2 separate regions of the Homo sapiens genome follow, and region 1 is linked to region 2. A link is an interaction called in ENCODE POLR2A ChIA-PET data of the cell type or tissue named here. Cell type or tissue: PC-3. All regions are shown on one strand. Each heading gives the region's core, and the rest is flanking DNA. Links, peaks and the distances in the headings are about the cores only.

Region 1 (4,386 bases), core at 81-4,080, 66 kb before region 2:
AGACTGCCCAGGAACACGCTGATGAGCTTCACAATGAGTGAATGAAAACTTGTGCACCGTGTTTTCTTTTGGTGGAAGGAGGTTCTAGTGGGGCACAGACTGTTGTGTCTTGTAGGAAGGAGAAGCTGCCCCTGGCTGGCACTTGGCCAGTTTCCAGAGAGAGGGGAAGCCATCTGGGCAGGTAGCTGGGAGGGTGGGCTCCCCAGCACCGGGCTCTGAGAGTGCAGTGGCCTGGCACACACAGTGTCCGTCGTCTGAACTGCCACCTGATGCTGTCTCTTGAGATTCAGGTTAAGTCAAAGGATTCCTCAGAAAGAAAGCTGAATTGATGGTATTCTTGATGCTGAGGAATTCAACCCAAACCCAAAAAACACCCAACAAATGTATTGAACATTAAGACATTTTATAAAGTATTTCACAGGGTTATCGTCTTCCACCATGGACCTCTGGAAAGATCTGTTGGGTGAGTTTTAGTCCCCATGACATGCAGAACATCCATGAAGACTTAAAACATGGCACAAGATGGGGCGCTCGGGAGAGCTTGTGGACAATACCAACAGGTAGTTCTCGAGAGCTGCTCCAGGGGTCAGCAGAGGATCTTTCTTTCCTTCTCAGGTCACGGTCGCCACTTCCCACCCCCGAACAAGAAGGTCCCCTTTCACAAACAGGAGGTGACCCTAGCAGACAGCACAGCAGTTGGAGGTTAGACACAGCAAGCTCCCAACCCGGACGCGAAGGCACACGGGAGAGTAAACACAGCACCCACGAGCAACAGGGCAGGGCTTTTTTTTTTGGGCAGTGGGGGGGTGGTTGTTTTCTTTTTTCCACCATCAAGGGCATTTCTGTTTTCTAAAAAGTTATGCCGGAAAGTGGGGCGGCCAGTTAACACCATCTGGGTTTTCAGCTCAAGTTCTACTGCGGCTTTATGAAGACTTCCATCTGATTAAAGAGAACACCGCATGGACCACGTAGAGCAGAGTGGCTATGTAGGAGAACACCTGGAACCAAGAGAAATGGCCGTTAATGGGTTTGTGTAGGGAGGGCGAGGCACAGCGTCTGCACTGCATCCAGCCCCACGTGGCGTAGGGGGGGCCAGACCCAGAGAGCTTGGGCTGTCATTGCTTCTCACCCTCACATGGACGCCCTCCCTGCTGAGCCCAGGTGTGCACCAAATCCTCTCAGTACAGAGCTCCATGTGACCTAACAGTCTCCTGGATCTGGTGTGGAAGGTAAGACTCTCCACTATCACCCAGCATCACATTCGTCTCAGCTTGAGGTTTCGGCTGACTTGAGATGGAGTCCTCAAAGACCCCTCCAATGAAAGCATCTCAGGCAGGTAACTCTCCAGGGACAACTTCCTCCCCCAACACCAGTGAGACCAGCGCCCTCCAGCTGTGGTCCTGGTAGCTCGGTTGAGAGATTGTAAATACCTGGGTTTGCTGGCCCTGGTGAAAGTCTCCATGCTGCCTGGACATTCTCACCCTATCATTATTTTGTTTTAGGATTCTTAATATCACAGGTGTGGCTGAGAGAGCCAGACTTCATAGGAAGTGAGGGACAGAGAAGGGGAGAAGGGATTTTGAGCTTTTGTCTAAAGGAGGGGCCTTACTGTTGGGACCATCCAGTCAGCCACTGTGGCCCTTGGAGCGATGGCCCTGCTTTCTGGGGACTTGCTGTGTCCTCCTGGGCACTGTCTGCTCCCATCACCCTACTCCCTGAAGGCCTGCCTGCTGCCAAGTCCAATCTCTGCACCTGGTTTTGTGACCTTGGTTAGGGGTCAAGAGTTTCCAGCTCAGGCACGACGTCCATTTAGGGCGGCTACGCCTCTGTGACTCCTGAAAATGCTCATCAATCCCAGCCCTCAGGGTGCCTGCTCTCCTGCCCCTACACCTGGCCAAGCCCTTTCCCTCATTGCCTGGAGGCGGTGAGTAAGCTGAATTATTGAATAACACATTTAAGAGAACGTATCTGGGCAGGAGCAGTCAGACACCAGTGGGCAGCCCTCCATAAAAGGTGGGCATTCCAGACCAATGAAAGCCTTTGGCAGAAGCACCTTGGAAGTCCCCAGCAGGAAGAGCAGTGGAGACTCATTTTCCAAGTGGGGTCAAGAAATGGCCCACTGGGAACACGTAGAGCTGGGCACGAATGGGCAAATTTTGGCTTCAGAAAGCCCTCTCCCTAAACTGTAGCCATCACTGCCCACCATTGTATAATCTAGAAACCTCCAGATTTCTCCAGAAATTTCCATCTCGCCCCAGGCGACTTCCACCCATCCCTGGGGTCCCTTTGGCAAAGCAGCTCCGCCACCCACAAAGGAGAGAGGGAGGAGCTCAGCTTGGAACAGACCCTAATTAGTAGCCACACAGTGGATGTGAGGCAGGCTGGCTGCTTCCAAAACCAGGCTGTGTGAGAGAGGGTGTGAGGTGCCTCCCTGTACCCAAGTATCCCCTGGACTGGGCATGCTGTGGTTGGGCGGGTCTGGGATTGAATCCTGAGTAACGAACTTCTTTCTCTCTCACAGACGGATGCAGTTGATACCGTGAGTTGAAAGGTGTGACTTTACATCGAACGCCGTGCAGATTTCCCCTTGGTGGTTTTATCTGGGCACATCTGCCAGCTGAGAACACTCTGGTTCTCAATTCTAACGCTCCTGTCTGCGTGAACATATTCGTGTCTATCCAACTCAACTAAAAAAAAATGGGAACATGGTCAGTCATGGGATGGATAAATAGATGTTGGTCTATTCCTACAAGGGAATACTATACAGTAATGAGAACAAACAACCCACATCTACACCCAGCCACTTGGGTGAGTCTCACAAACACAAGGGTGAGAGAAAGAAGCCACACATGAGTACCCACTGTATAATTCCACTTATATGAAGTTCAAAGGCAGGCAAAACTGAACATGGTGCTAGAAATCAGAATTGGGTGGTGGTGGGGGTGCACAGTGATGGGGACAGGACTTGAGGGGATTTCTGGGAGTTGTTTATCAGGCCCTAATTCTTAGTCCAGATGCCAACTACACTGGGGAGTTTGCTCTATGAGAATTCATCAGACTGTGCGCTGGTAACTGGCCCTAATTCTTAGTCCAGACACCATCCACACAGGGAGTTCGCTGTATGAAATCCATCAAGCTGTGGGCTTGTAACTGCACACCTCTCTGGCTGTGTGCTGCCTTTGATAAAAGGTAAAAGAGGAAAGTCAGAAGGCAGTAGAGCCTAGTGGTTCTCAACTAGAGACCTGCCCAGCGGGAAGGGGTGTTCATTCCCCTAGCTGGGTTTTTCCATCAAGTGCTGACCCACTAACCACATCCCATCTACATTTCGCAACCTTTGTTCACAACAATTTTATGGAAATTATTGTCAGACACTTTGTTGATGTTTGTTAAAAGAGAAGGCTTGGCTGGGATGGGGGAGGTATGAGGCAGTCTTGGGAGAGGGAGATGAGATGGAATTGTGTGAAGAAGATGGAGGGTGGCTCACCAGCCTCCCCAGGAAGGAAGATCAGTCAAGATGCCCCCTGGCTGTGCTGCTGCTTGGAAACCAGCCATGTTGGGAGATGGGCCAACACGGGAGATGTTTCCACACCGCGGGACCCCTGGGGGGATGCCAGGATCCTGAGGGGGCCCTTTTTAGGGGAGCGATTGTAGGCTGGGAGCTTGAGGGCAGTGTGTGGTTTCCCCAGGGCAGGGGACTGTGCAAGGGGACCAGCAAGTGAGGCTTTGAGGGATTTTCCCCTGGGGCCCTCCTTCTGGGAGTGGGAAGAGGCACTTCACCAACCCCATTTCTAAAGCCTATCTGTGGGTCTTCTCTCAGCCTCTGCCCTACACTTTCCAAAAAGAGGGGATGACACAGCTTTGGCTACTAGAGCTGGTATCTCAGGATCTGTCACCACATTCTACCTTGGGATTTGCATAATTCATAGGTTAAGTTCTAGAGATCTGAAGAGTGCTCTTTCTGAAACTTCTTACTTTTTAACAATACCCATGGTCAGAAGCATGTTTTATATCGTAGACTGGTGCAAGGGCACACATGCACAGCTCTGAAAAACATGTGATGAAACAATATATTCTGTTACCCTGTCATTCTGATCCAGTCCATTAAGAAGAAAATCCACCTGGCCTCAGCGTCCCCACCCCTGGCTGGATGCTTCAATGGACGACCACTTGGGGAGAGTCAGGAGACCCATGAGGTCAGACTCACAGCCCCAAACTGGTGCTGAGAGTGTGGGGACTGGGCCTCCAGCGTTGATGCCAGGTCCCACAATGACTGGTGATCTTGGGCCAGTCACACTCTCTGGCCCCACTTCTCCATCTGTGAGATGGGTGTCATAATCCTGGGTTGTAGGGTTGCCATGGATGTTAAATAAGATTGTTCAGGGAGCA
Region 2 (4,386 bases), core at 201-4,200:
GAAAAAGGTAAAAGGAAATGAAAAGCCAGACTAGAATAGGAAGGTGACCACAAGGCATAGACTCCTCGGCAAGGAATTCAAGCAGCAGAAGGTATCAGATGGCAGTTCTCTGGACTTTCCAAGGGAGTCAGAGTTGTCATGTGGACTAAATGAGATGGTCTGAGTGGGAGCATCTTATAAACTGTAAAGTACCTGGTCAATGTGAGGAGGTGGTGGTGGGAAACACCTCCAGCAGCCTGGCCGTCTGTGTCATTCACTGCTGTATTCCTGGTGCCCAGCCCAGGGTCTGAAAAAATAGGTGGGGAGGGAGGGACATCAAAGTACATTCTTTTGAATGAATCTGCGATGACACCACCACCTCCTCACATTCACCAGGTACTTTACAGTTTATAAGATGCACTCACTCTGACTGTCTCATGTAGTCCACGCAGCAACTCTAACTCCCTTGGCAAGACCAGAGAACTGCCATTTGCTACCTTCCGCTGCTTACTGCCAGCTCACCAGTGCCAGGCGTGGGGCCAGCAACGGCACCTGGGCCCCATTTTGCCAGCCAGTGTCTGCAGAGGGGTCGCAGTCCCCTTCCTGCCATCAGAAGCTTCCCTGGCCAGATGTAGCCATATGCACGTTACTTACATTTGCACATTTAATCTTCGCCATAGTCCAGGAGGTGGTGCTGTCCTGGAGGGGACTGGGGCCCAAGGTCACACGGGCAGGGCATGGTGCTGCCTGGACATGGTGTAGGACACTTGTGGGTCTCCCCCAAAAACCAGATTTCACACCTGAGGGCAGGGGCAGGTAGAGGCTCCTAGAATGAGCCCAGAGGGTGGCCTGCCAGAGCCTCAGCCAAGGTTGGCGTGGGGAATTAGGAGTCTTGATGGGGCATCATGCCTGCAGTGCCACGGAGCCCATCAGTGGCTTCCTCTCTCCGGGTTCCAGCTATGGCTTAGGGATCCCTGTCCTACCTTTCGTGACATGCCAGGGGTCCCTGAGCATTTGGGAATCTACTCAAACATCGTGGGAGCCTTCCTGCAATGGCTTCAGTGTTGCAGAATCAATGTTGTGCGGAAGAAAGTCACTTCCTCTTTCCACACCCCTCTGGCTCCTAAACAGTAGGAGGGACCACAGCCAAGGACTACAGGTGGATGTAAACCCAGTAGTAGAGTTTGTTATCTCATTTCTGTCTCAAGTAGTCTAGGTTGGATTCTTTTTAGGTGTGAAATCTTTGAGTATTTGTATTTACTTTTTAATTAAAACTCATACTTAGTTTTCCAAATTTCCTGGTGGCCTAAACTTCCCTCTCATTTTAATGCTTATTTGTGTATTTTCTCAGAGCAGGAGATATTTTTTAGTGGCTGGGACTGGCCCTCAAAGTGGAGAAATATTTGATTGCAGCGAGCCATTTACAGTGAGTATATTTCAAGTATAACTTTGGCAGAATCCTTTTTTTTTTTAAATAAGCAAATACACGCAGTCATGTATACATTTCCCAAAAGGCTGAACTTAAACTTGAAAGGACTTCTTAAGGAAGGATGGAGCTTAACAACAGGTGTGTTAACCCATTCTTCTCTAGAACACGGAGAAGAGCCTCCTATATTTAGAAAGTTGGTTAAGAGTAGAATATAAGAACTGGGGTAATAACCCCCAGATTGGAGTCCAGGAAGAAATGGCTGATGCCAGGTTTGGAGAGGGAGGTTGAGCCTGAATGTTACCACAGCAGATGGTGAGAAAACTTCCAAAGGCTGCTGGGCTCTGGTCAAAAGGACTCAGCAGCCTCCTGCTGGCCAAAGATGGGAACACATGAGCTTCTTATCACTACAATGGATTGGAATGCACTAAATTGAAATCCACAAGTTCAAAATGATACTTAAAACAAAAACTTCTTTGGTCACTTTTGGAGGATGCTTATTATTTTGAAAACTGTTTCAAAAGAAAAAGAAGCAAGCAAAAAACATGATATGGGGCAAAGAGCTTGTTAAAAACATGGATACAGCTGGGTGCAGTGCCTCACACCTGTAATCCCAGCACTTTGGGAGGCTGAGACTGGTGGATCACCTGAGGTCAGGAGTTCAAGACCAGCCTGGCCAACATGGTGAAACTCCGTCTCTACTAAAAATACAAAAATTAGCCAGGCATGGTCCTGGGTGCCTGTAATCCCAGCTACTCGGGAGGCTGAGGCAGGAGAATTGCTTAAACCCGGGAGGCGGAAGTTGCAGTGAGCCGAGATTGCGCCATTGCACTCTAGCCTGGGTGACAAGAGCAAAACTCCATCTCAAAACAAACAAACAAACAAACAAACAAATAAAAAACAACCATGGATACCTGAGCACCATCCTCTGGACAGCACTGTTTGAGTCCTTCTCCTCCTAGAACCCTTTGCAGAATTCAAGAAAGTCTGAGGGTCGGGTTCCTGCCCAAAGATTCTGCTTGAACAGGTAAGGGAGGCTGCATTGTTGAAAGCTCCCCAGGCAGGGTGGCCAGGGCTGAGGAAGCCTGAGGCCAGCTTTCTGCCTCCACTCTCACCCTCAATCCACGCACCAGGCAAGAGCGTTCCTCCTGGGTTTGAATCCCAGCTCTGCCTGGTGGCAAGGTCATTGAACTCCCCTGTGCCTCTGTGTCCCTGTCCATCAAATAGAGGAGGTGGGGGTCCCGCTGGCCCCTCTATCATCCGGTCCTCATGATGGCTTAACAAGCTTCTCTGGCACATGGTGAGTGTTGGCCAAAATAACCATAACCATTGGAATGGCACAGACGGCAGGAGGGGAGGTTCCCTGAGAAAGACCCAGAGAGGGAAATATCCCTAAGGGTTGGGAAGTTCACTCCTGGGACAGAGGGGAGGGAGACCAATCAGCTGGGTTGGCGAGATAGCATTGAGATGGGAAAGAATAAGGAGGATAGCCTCTGTGGAGAGTGGATCTGCTCCGTTGCACAGAGCAGCTGGAAGCCTCTCATGGGCAGGCGGGGGCTGCTGCAGGGGCTGGACTGCTGCTGAGAAGTGAACTTTACACGCTGTGACAGACACTACCCAAGTAATGACTCCATGGGAAGGGCAAATGAGGTGTCAGGAGGATGCGTGCTCTCAGGTCAGTGTGGCAGGGCTTTGGGCTGTGGCTGGGAAGTATGGGTTTGGGCTGGGGCAGAGGAGGAGCTGAGAAATGGGGAGGAGCACCGGGGGTGGGTAGCCTGGTGGCAGGTTTTTCTGCATAGCTGGGCATTCTTTCAGCAAGGCAGGTTTCATGCACTGCCAACCCCAGATGCCTTTTCTACTACTTGTCTTCCTTTCCATGACAGCTTTGCCTCTCCTTCCCTTCTCTGGTACTCGGGTGACCGCAGGCTGTACCAGGAAGCCTCAAAAACTTCCGGCTGGGAGAAAAAGGCCCAACTCCAGATGGGCAAGTATCGTGTCATCAGCACACCAGGCAGCAGGGGTCTCCTGGTCCCACCCAGGGCCCAGGAGAACTGGGCTCCATGAAGGGCACACACGGGCATTGCCCACAGAGGGAACCCGGATGCCGCGAAGTCTCCCTTTGACAGTGTAATGTTTCAAGATGAAGGAAACTACTGATGCTCGCATTCAGGTGCACACAGTACATGCTGCTTCCCAGGGTCTCTTGTCCATTATACACCTCCCTTGTTAAACATTGTGGTTAAATACACATCACAAAATTAACCATCTTAGCCATTTTTGGGTGCACAGTTCAGTGGCATTAATATTCGTTCACATTGTCATGCAACCGTCACCACCATCCATCTCCAGAACTCTTTCCATCTTGCAAAACAGGAACTCCACTCTAAACAACTCCCTATTCTTCCCTCCCCCGAGCCCCTGGCAACTACCATTTACTTTCTGTCTCTATGGATTTGCCCACTCTAGGTGCCTCATATACATGGAATCAGGCAGCATTTGCCCTTTTGTGATTGGCTTATCTCACTTAGCATAACGTCCTGAAAGTTCATCTGTGTTGTGGCATGGGTTAGAATTTCTTTCTTTTTCAGGGCCAAATAATATTTCACTGAATTGTGTTGATCCACTCACCTGCTGCTGACCTCTTGGGTTGCTTCCACCTTTCCACTGTTGTGACTAGTGCTACTGTGAACATGAGTGTCCAAATAGCTCTCTGATACACACGCTTTAAAAGGAAAAAAACATGACCGGGCATGGTGGCTCATGCCTGTAATCCCAGCACTTTGGGAGGCCAAGGTGGGTGGATCACCTGAGGTCAGGATTTCGAGACCAGCCTGGCCAACATGGTAAAACCCCATCTCTACTAAAAACACAAAAATTAGCTGGGTGTGGTGGCACATGCCTGCAATTCCAGCTACTCAGGAAGCTGAGACAGGAGAATCACTTGAACCTGGGAGGCAGAGGCTGCAGTGAGCCAAGATCAC

What was found. Peaks named below come from ENCODE experiments on the same cell type or tissue, not always from the same donor. Only the 100,000 strongest peaks of a DNase experiment are listed, where the experiment ranks them.
Region 1: POLR2A ChIA-PET joins it to region 2 with 6 read pairs; 1 of 35 experiments calls an interaction of 5 or more read pairs at or near these places.

Annotation. Positions count from the first base shown.
Region 1 is chr2:95,049,993-95,054,378 of GRCh38, reverse strand. It overlaps MAL (mal, T cell differentiation protein (MAL blood group)), which reads right to left. Exons shown (of 4, transcript NM_002371.4): 4 at 387-998. The coding sequence ends at 924. Among named protein-coding and RNA genes, the nearest start is that of MAL-AS1, 25 kb to the right of the region's middle. In PC-3, for the core only: a CTCF peak has its summit at 581; a DNase peak (open chromatin) is centred at 1,908; H3K27ac peaks cover 1,087 bases.
Region 2 is chr2:94,983,966-94,988,351 of GRCh38, reverse strand. No RefSeq gene overlaps it. Among named protein-coding and RNA genes, the nearest start is that of MAL, 40 kb to the left of the region's middle. In PC-3, for the core only: a CTCF peak has its summit at 1,778 (motif pointing left); a DNase peak (open chromatin) is centred at 1,771; H3K27me3 peaks cover 589 bases.